Linked DNA regions of Homo sapiens: region 2 is linked to region 1. The links are chromatin loops, found by intact Hi-C in ENCODE. Cell type or tissue: PC-3. All regions are shown on one strand. Each heading gives the region's core, and the rest is flanking DNA. Links, peaks and the distances in the headings are about the cores only. Region 1 has its middle 70 kb from the start of WNT5A. Region 2 has its middle 3.7 kb from the start of WNT5A-AS1.

What was found. Hi-C counts contacts between places; a loop is a spot of excess contacts. Peaks named below come from ENCODE experiments on the same cell type or tissue, not always from the same donor. Only the 100,000 strongest peaks of a DNase experiment are listed, where the experiment ranks them.
Region 2: it touches region 1 in a loop (4-fold over the local background); 1 of 110 quality-filtered maps calls a loop at or near these places.

The regions. Positions count from the first base shown.
Region 1 is chr3:55,414,730-55,419,121 of GRCh38, forward strand. No RefSeq gene overlaps it. Among named protein-coding and RNA genes, the nearest start is that of WNT5A, 70 kb to the right of the region's middle. In PC-3, for the core only: no CTCF peak of the experiment used is centred there; a DNase peak (open chromatin) is centred at 1,852; H3K27ac peaks cover 2,221 bases.
Region 2 is chr3:55,489,118-55,493,509 of GRCh38, forward strand. It overlaps a transcript of WNT5A not described here. Among named protein-coding and RNA genes, the nearest start is that of WNT5A-AS1, 3.7 kb to the left of the region's middle. RefSeq lists enhancers at 1-323, 324-835, 1,398-3,115. In PC-3, for the core only: no CTCF peak of the experiment used is centred there; DNase peaks (open chromatin) are centred at 904 and 2,364; H3K4me3 peaks cover 1,481 bases; H3K27ac peaks cover 2,906 bases.

The sequences.
Region 1 (4,392 bases), core at 228-4,227:
TAACAAAAAAAAAAAAGTAGCTCCAAAAAAAAAAAAAAAAAAAAAAAAAGGCAATTATCTGGGATGAGATCTAGCCCTCCTACTAACTAGCTGTGTGTCTTTAATAAACTGACCCTATTGAGCCCTAGCTTCCTGATGTGTCAAAGAAGGAACTGTTCAGATAATGGATGGAAAATAGGTTTCTTCTTTAGAAGCCACATTTGATAAATCAGCAGCTGTTAACTCAAGCATCGGATTGAAGACGGCTCTGAGTTTGCCTTTGGGTTCTTCAAGAAAGGATGCCACCATTGATTACTGCTTCCCAGGGGTACCAAGAGAAGGGGAAGGAATGGTGGCAGACACAACATGTTTTTCCTGCTTGTGGGTAGCTACATGATCTCTGAGGTCCCCTTTAATTCAGAAAGTCAGCAGTCTTTCAAATGCCTGGCACTCAGGAATCAGCAGACATTTTTCCTGAGAAAAATCTTCACTGAAAGTCCAGCTTGCTGGGTGGAGCCAGTCTTGGCAAAGACTGGGCTCAGATTGGTAAAGATGGCCTAGGGGAGGAGACCAAGCAGACCTGCACACTCACTTCTCCATGTCAAAATCTCACATGAAGTGGAATGAGCACTGAATATCGAGACTACCCCTTCAAAGCCGGGGGTCGCCTGGCTTCTCTGGGCCTAACTATGCTTATAGGACACAGTCCCAGGCAGTGTTGGGAGGACCAACAAAACAGCAAATGCAGAATGCACTCAGCACACAGCAGGCACTCAATAATTGCTCATTTCTCTCCTTCATGCATGGAGGACTGTATTCACCAACAAGATGGCAGTCTATGGGAAAATTCTTTCTCTGTATTTCCCTGTCATGAGGAATGTGACAATTGCCTCGTCCTTGGAATAATTCTGTTTCAGGCTTTCAAAGTACAGAAAGTTTAAAGCAGTATCAAAAAAGAAAGTTGGCCTTGGGCCACCACATAAGACTTCTAGAAAAGCAAATTGCCCGGCGCTGGGCTGCACCAAAGGAATCAGAATCCCTGGGAGTGGGGCCTGGGAAACTGCATGCCACCACAATTCTAATACTCAATAATGCTCAAGGCTACTGGTTCAAAAGGCACTTATGAAAGATCCCTAAAGCCCCAGCCACAAGGCTCATCCCTTCACCTTCTCAAAGAAGGTGACCACCCTGTTTAACACAGCAGCCTTGTTCCACCCAGCCCTCCCTGTCTCCTTCCCTTATTTTAATTTTTTCCCATAATACTTTCCACTCACACTGCCATCCATGCATTTTACTCATTTATCTATTCTTGTCCTCCCCTTCCCTCCCCATCTCCACAAAGGAGAGTCTGGTTGTTTTGTTCATTGCTACCTCCGAGAGCCTAGACTAGTGCCTGGCACACAATGGGCACTTGGTAAATATTCCTAGAGTGGTCTTTGCTGCATCCCATGCTCTCATTTTACCTCAGAGGACCCTAAAAGGGAAGGTCAAAGAGATGAAAAAGATACCAGTTTATGGAGGGTTATGTAATGATATGACTGAAAAAACACTAATCTAGAAATTGTAAATACTAAGTCCCCATGACCTTTCAAGATAAGAAGGAAGCAGATGATTCCCTTGAAGTTCCCTTCAACCTTGGTCATTTTCCCAGCTAAATGGTTAATCTATAGCCTCAGTTTTCAGCTGCTCAGTTCAGCAGGGGTTGAGACATGGCCTAAGTCCAGGACTAGAGGGATGGCTTGAGCTTCCTGTCTGAGTCAGTCAGTCACAGTGGCCTGAGCATCTGCTCTGCCCCCAGCTCCCAGCTCCAGTTCAGGCTGCATTGGTCTGCTCGCTTCCTGGCTGATGCCCTTACCAGCCAAGACCAAGCTGGGCACCACCCTTGCTTGCCTCCAAAAAAAATGAGGGTGTGGTTCTAGGCATCTGGAGATGAGGGGGGAGGCTGCTGTTTAACAAAAGAGACACATCATTATTTTCTTGCACCAGGATCATGTTTCATTTAGCTGACTTGGCTCGACATTTAAACAGCATCCCCCAGGCAAATAATACAATTAAGCAAATGGAGAGGAGATTTAGTAACAATAAATTCCACAGAACTAGTCATTCTTTTGCGTTCAGTTTTAAAAGGAGCTAAGCATTTAGAAGGATCAATCATGCAGAATCTCATGGGTTCAAACATTATATAGAAACTGCTAGGAAAATCTGATGGGAATTTGACATCACACACACACACACTCACACACACACACACACACACACACACTTACTCATGGGTTAGGCCTATAAATTTTATTTTTTTTTTACAACCTAATAATGAAAAGACAATTACAAAAATAGGCTTAGGATGCATACGGAAGAATTTAGGCCAAAATGGAAAATAAACTACAGAAATTAAATCTATTTAAGAGCCAGTCAGGGCGGAAGAAGAGCCGTTAGGAGCAGAGTTATGTGTTAGAGCAGGTAAAGTAATGCATTGGGAACCAAGAGATTTGAATCCAGCTCTACCATGCATATTCGGTGTAACCTTAGGCAAGACAAATAACTTTGTGAGCTTCTATTTCTCTACATGTAAAACAAGTTGTTTGAACCCCACTGTCACCATTTTTTTTTTTACCATCTCCAAGTACCATCTGTATTGCTATTTACTATTTTCCTTTAAGTCAACTTTTCTTTATTTGAACATGGGTACATACTCTGTGTAAGGAAGTGAGTATTTATTACACTATTTGTTGTATTTGCTAGAACTTGTACATCTCATAATGAATATATTTACTTAGAAAGGAAACTACCTCATTAATATAAAAGGAAAGCTGGAATCACTGGTCTTAAAGTAGAAGGTAATGACAAAAATAAGTACAATGGACTCCTGCTTTTATTCATGGCAACTAGTTTGCTTTAGACTAACCCCTTTGCCAAGAACAACTTTAAAAGCTAGATAAAATACATAAAATAGAAAAATAAAAAATGAGAAAACCTCTGATGGAAGACATTCAGGGAATACTAACGCAACTAAGAGCCAAGAGAGAAGTAAAGCACACTGAGATAAATCTAGTGTTTCACAGCACTTTTTCTCTAGGCGTTTGCTGATTTGTAAAACCTCATAGAATCCAGAAGCTCAAAAGTCAAGAGTCTGATGATAACTAAAATTGAGGCTTTAGGTCCACCAAGGGGCGTGAGTTGGGGGAGGCCTGGTATAGACTTCAAACTTCCAGCTGAGATCATGAATGGGCTACACATTAGAAGTGAGGGTGAGGCAGAAGTAGCTCAACTCTTACAAAGATTAAAACCTTATTTTAAGCAAGCTCAAACCAAGATGAAACAAAGTGACCTACCAGTATCAAAACACATAACAGTAGCCAAGTAAATTTAATTTTCTCTGGAAGAAGATAACAGAATCCAGAGCTTCAAATGGGCTCTATAATTTGTCATACATTTGTTCAGCATTTATCAAAAATTACCAAGCATGCCAAGGGACATAACCAAATAACCAAAAACCAAGAAGAAAAAAACCCAGACCCATATGTGATCCAGATATTGGAATTACTAGAGGCAAACTTGAAAATATCCATGATTAATAAGTTTAAGAAAGTAGATGACATGATGGAGAATTTCATGAGAACTGGTATTTTTATAAAACAAGAAATTGAAATTCTAGAAATGAATATGCAATAACTGAAAAATTAGAACTCAACAGTTGGGTTTATGGCAGATTAGACAATGCAGAAAAGAAGATCTGTAAACTGGAATATAGGTCAGCAGAAGATTGAGCATGAAGACGAAAATATTGTAGAAAATGCACAAAAGAGCATAAGAGAGACGTGGGACTTGGTGAAAAGTCTTAACATGTATGCAGTTTGAGATCCTGAAAGAGAAAAAAGAATTGAGGAGATGCAATACTTGAATAGGTATTCACTGAAATGCTTTTTCACAACTAAGCAAAGACATCAAGCTAAAGATTCAAAAATCTTTACAACCTCAAATAGGATAAAGAAAACCACAACGAGGCACATCATAGTCAAGCTACTTAAAAAACAAAGACAAATATATCACAAAAGCAGCCAAAGAAAAGAAACATATTATCTTCAAAAGAATAAAAGTAATGATGGAAGCTGAGGTTTAAACAAAAATGATGGAAGCCAAGAAACAACAAAATGACATATTCAACGTGCTGAAAGCAAATGATTGTCAACTTAGAACTCTATACTCAGTGAAAACATTTTTCAAAAATGTATGTAAAATAAAAGCATTTTTAAACAAAAACTGAGATAATTAATATCCAACAGACATGCTCTTTGAGAAATATTAAAGAGAATTCTTGGAGCAGAAGAAAAATTAGGCCCAATGGAAGCATGGAAATGCAGTCAAGAATAAAGATGGTAGAAAGTGCAAATATTTGGGTAAAATTAAATAAAT
Region 2 (4,392 bases), core at 24-4,023, 74 kb after region 1:
TCCAGATGCCCGTGGTTTTGGGGACTCCGGAGGGGCAGGGTTGGTGGATTTGTGTCCGCTACCTCCAGCACGCCGAGGGCCCCACCCCACAAACAGTGCCTCACACTGGAGCGTAATAGTTATTTTCCGCCGTCTGCATTCTCCAGCTGTCAAAGGTGAAGACACACACACGCGCGCACACACACACACACACACACACACACACACTATTCAATTTTCTCCGTCCATTGGCATGCACTTGACCTTAAGGCGAAAAATCCGTGGCCTAGGTGTTTTGGTGTGGTGGCTGTTTTGTTTTGTTCCTCCAGTCCTCCCCCACCTCCACCCCCACACCCCAGAGGGCGCAGGCCCAGGCTCCAGCGATGCCGTTCCACCCTCCACAGCCCCTTCCCATTCCTTAATTTTCCTAGCCGACTGGACCCTTCCCCAGCCCTGGCCTCCTTCCTGGCGCGCAAAGATGGCAGTGTGAACTTCCCACCAAGTGCCAGAGACAGATGCTCCTGCTTAGCACCTCCCGCCTCCCACCAACTTGCTTTCTTTCCCCCAGGGCGTGTGCGGCCTTAAGGAGAGGGAATCCAAGGTTCTCAAAGCTCCCCTTGGGACATCTCCCCTTTACCTCCTGAGTCTCCATTCCTCTAACCTTCTCCTCTGTAAACCTTGACCACTTCCCGACCTGTGGGCATTTTACAGTCTTCGAATCTAACCTGAGATCTGCCCACCTGAGGAGGGTGTCTGAAAAAGAGCGTCTCCGCCCGGCAAATCGCCCCCAGGCTGCGTCCCTCCGCCCTTCCCCCTCTCCCTTGCCGTTCTGCCCAGTGGCCGCAGACTGAGATTCCCTGGCTGCGGGAGAGCATGTGCCTCCTAGGCAGACACTCCAGCCCCGCCCCGCGGGCAGGGATCTCCGGGACCCACCTTACGTGCAGCAGCTCCAAGAAGTGGCAGGATATGAGCTGACTATGAAAGGGGCTGCCAAAGGGCGCTCCCGAAGAATGGAGAAACTAGCATCCCAGTGTCCCAGAGTCCAAGGCAGTTCGTGTAGAGGATCCTATTCTATGAAGAAAAGGGCCGTTAACCTGGGCATTTCCTCCACACATACAGCCAGTCTAGAAATACTGGCTACCCAACCACAAACCTTTATTTTTTAATGGCTATTTTCTGAGTTATCTGGATAATCACCTGCTTCTCTCCAATTGCCTTTGCTTGTATAGACACAGCCCAAACAGTGCTATTTCCTGTTCTGCAGTCTTTCCTCTAGTGGAAGTCGGTGTTGGTTAGTGGTTAAGAGTGCCAGCTGTGGAATCTGGAGTTCCAGTCCCTGCCCTGCCACTTTCCAGCTGTCACACCTTGTCTAGCCTCTCAGCCAGCACTTCAGAACCCTCTTACACACAACAACAGCAACAACAGCAGCAAGCAGAAATTTCATGATCTACCTTGCAGAAATGCATTGAGAATGAAATGAGATGAGCTTGAAAATCAGGGCAGTACTGAGAATGAAACACGATATCTAGGAATGCTCTTAGCATGGGTCAGGCCCTTACCTGGCACTCAATGCCTGCTCTTCTAGAAAAAAAGCAGCTCTGAAAACAGAGGTTTTCAAACTCCTGTGGTGGTAAAACTGGACCTCACATGACAAGACATAATCTTGATTTATTCCACTTGCTAGGAATACTCTTCACTGAATGAATACAAATGCATTTGGTTACTGGGTATTTCCCCAGACCTCACTGGGCTGCTTGCAAATTAATAGCAATATGCCCCATTTTATTTTCCCAAAATTTCCAACAAAACCGTCTAGTCCCAAGGACTTCAGATAAAGAGTTGTTTTATCTGATAATATTAATAATTAGTGTGCTGAGATTATGCCCCAGGAGCAATAAGCTTCATGTCAGCAGGACCTCATCTGCGGTTTTCATGGCTGGAACCCCAGTCCTCAGAACAATGCCTGGCACTTAGTAGGTGCTTAGAAGTAACAACCACACGAATGGGCGAATGGATGAAAGAATTATTTCAGAGGACGGTGTTAAGGAGAACCAACTTGAAATCCCTTTTGACCCTTCAATAGTGGGTAGGGGTGGGGACTGCCTTAGAAAGCCAGGCTCAGTTGTAAGCACCAGTCCCATGATGGTGTTGATTGGTTTGGCTGGGAAATGAGCAGACAGTTGGAAGGAGAGAAACCAATGCCTCTCCATCTGTGAGGGTTCATGTTCGACAGACCTCCAGTTTGTGGAACTTCATGTTTCCCCTTGCAAACCGTGTGTGCATTTGGGTGTGTGCCTCAGATTGAGTCATCCGAAGATATACTGGCAAGGCATCACCACACTCTGCTCATTAAAAATGCTTCTGAATCTGTGGAACAAATAAATCAATATTTTTGGCTGCTCTCCCAACCGGATTATTCACAAAGCAGAGTGCAAGATAAGGAATTTATGAACGACTGCATCCCTGTGCCGCCTTTCCCAGCAGGGGAAAGCAGGGCCTGGGTTGTCATTCTGGGAAAATCTACCCCCCTTTTATGCCCAGCAAATAATATTTTATGGCCCTGGGTTTATGGTGGTGTTTTAATGATCTGCTGTAGAAAGCGGTTTTCTCTCCAGTCACTAGAATTTGTCAAGAAAGCCTGGAGGCCATAAAAGAGGGATGGGCCCCAGGGGCAAACAGGCTCCATCTTCTGAAATAAACTAATAAAGAGCCCCAAGATGTTTACTCCTTCACCTCAGAGTCAAGACCAGCAGGGCTGTGTGAGCAGGGCCACAGATGGAGCCCTAAAGAAGACAAAGAGGCCGGAAAGGGGTCGGGGGCTTCCTCACAACCACATGGCCACCGTCAAAGTAATACCATCTCTTTGTGCTGCCACTGGCCTGTGGGGGGCAAAGGCTCCTTTGAAATTAGAGGACATTTTTGGATTCTGGGTTGACTCCAGGAGGCTCTTTGAGACTCTCAAGCTCTCCTTGCACTGATCACTCACTATGCCCTCCTAACTTACTTATGTGTTATATGCCAATTATCCCAGCACCATTTGTTGAATAGGGTGTCCTTTCCTTATATAACACTTATGTGTTATGTGTTATATGTTATATTGACTATGACCATTTCATAGTCAATGGTGCTTTGTGGCGGGGGGGCACTAAATGGATGCTTTAATTTTGTTTCATTTTAGGGAACCTGTGGGTCAGATGGATGTGAGTCTGAATCCCAGCTCTGCCTCTTGCTGACTGAGTGACCCTGTAGTGGTCACCTACCCTTTTGAGCCTCAATTTTCTCACCTCTACAGTGGAGATAGGAAACAAATATATTAGGATTGTTCTCATAATTGAGATAATGTACAAAAGACCTTGGTCCAGCTCTGCCTATGGAGATAGCTTGATGAATGGCAGCTACTGTGATTATTTCTGCACTGTAAATGTCTGTTCCTGGGTCCCCTGGTGGAATCTGGAGAAAAACGAGGAGCCTGAGGAGAGTAGAGGTAGGGGCTGGGAAGAGGAGAGGAATGTGGCAATTATAGGATCACCGGCCATGCCTATATGACAGAATTCAACAAAGATGGGGCAGGTATGTGTTGAGATAATAATCGGTAATAAACAATCATAATAATTGCTGGCAACACTTACTGAGCTCTATGTGCCAGATGCTAGCCCTGTCTAAACTCTTTACATTCATTGCCTTGTTTCATCCTCACTACTTTGTGAGATAGATCGTATTATTATCTGCATTGTGGAGAAAAGGAAGGTTCAAAGAGGTCCTGATTTTGATAAAACCAAGCTGTTTTAGGAGTTGCGAATCCTGACACCTTCTGATTTCACTCCACTGAACACCAGACGTGCACACAACCAGATTCAGCCACATCAGGAACGCCTGATTCAAGCTCAGCTCAATGGAACTGTCAAAGATTTGTTCTTATTTCATTAACTGGCTGGCTTTGACGTCTCTGCTTTTGCCCCGCCACCATCAAGAACGACACCATCCATACTCAGCAATTTACCTTGAATTCTTACCTTGTATTGGGCAGTGCCCTGGGAATTCCCTTCTCTCTGGAAAGAGCTTGTTATCCCCAAAGGAATGAATGAGGGCCTGAGGGCTGTCTCTCCCCAGTGCTGCTCAGGTCATGTCACATCTCTGCTTAAAGCCCTTCAGAGGCTCCCCAGAGTTTATCAGATAAAATCGAAACAAGTTAACCTGGACTTCAGGATAGCTTCATCCACATGCATCCTTTGTACTTATTCTTCCCTCTGCCTGCAACGCTGTCCCTTCTGACCAGTCACCCTCACTCCCTTGAAGTCACCTCCTCATTGTACACATCAGTCTCAAAGAAGCTGCTGTCTTTTCCCCATGATTCTCTACTCCCTTGCTTTGTCTGATTGTCTTATCCTGATCTAAAATTATTTTATTTACAAG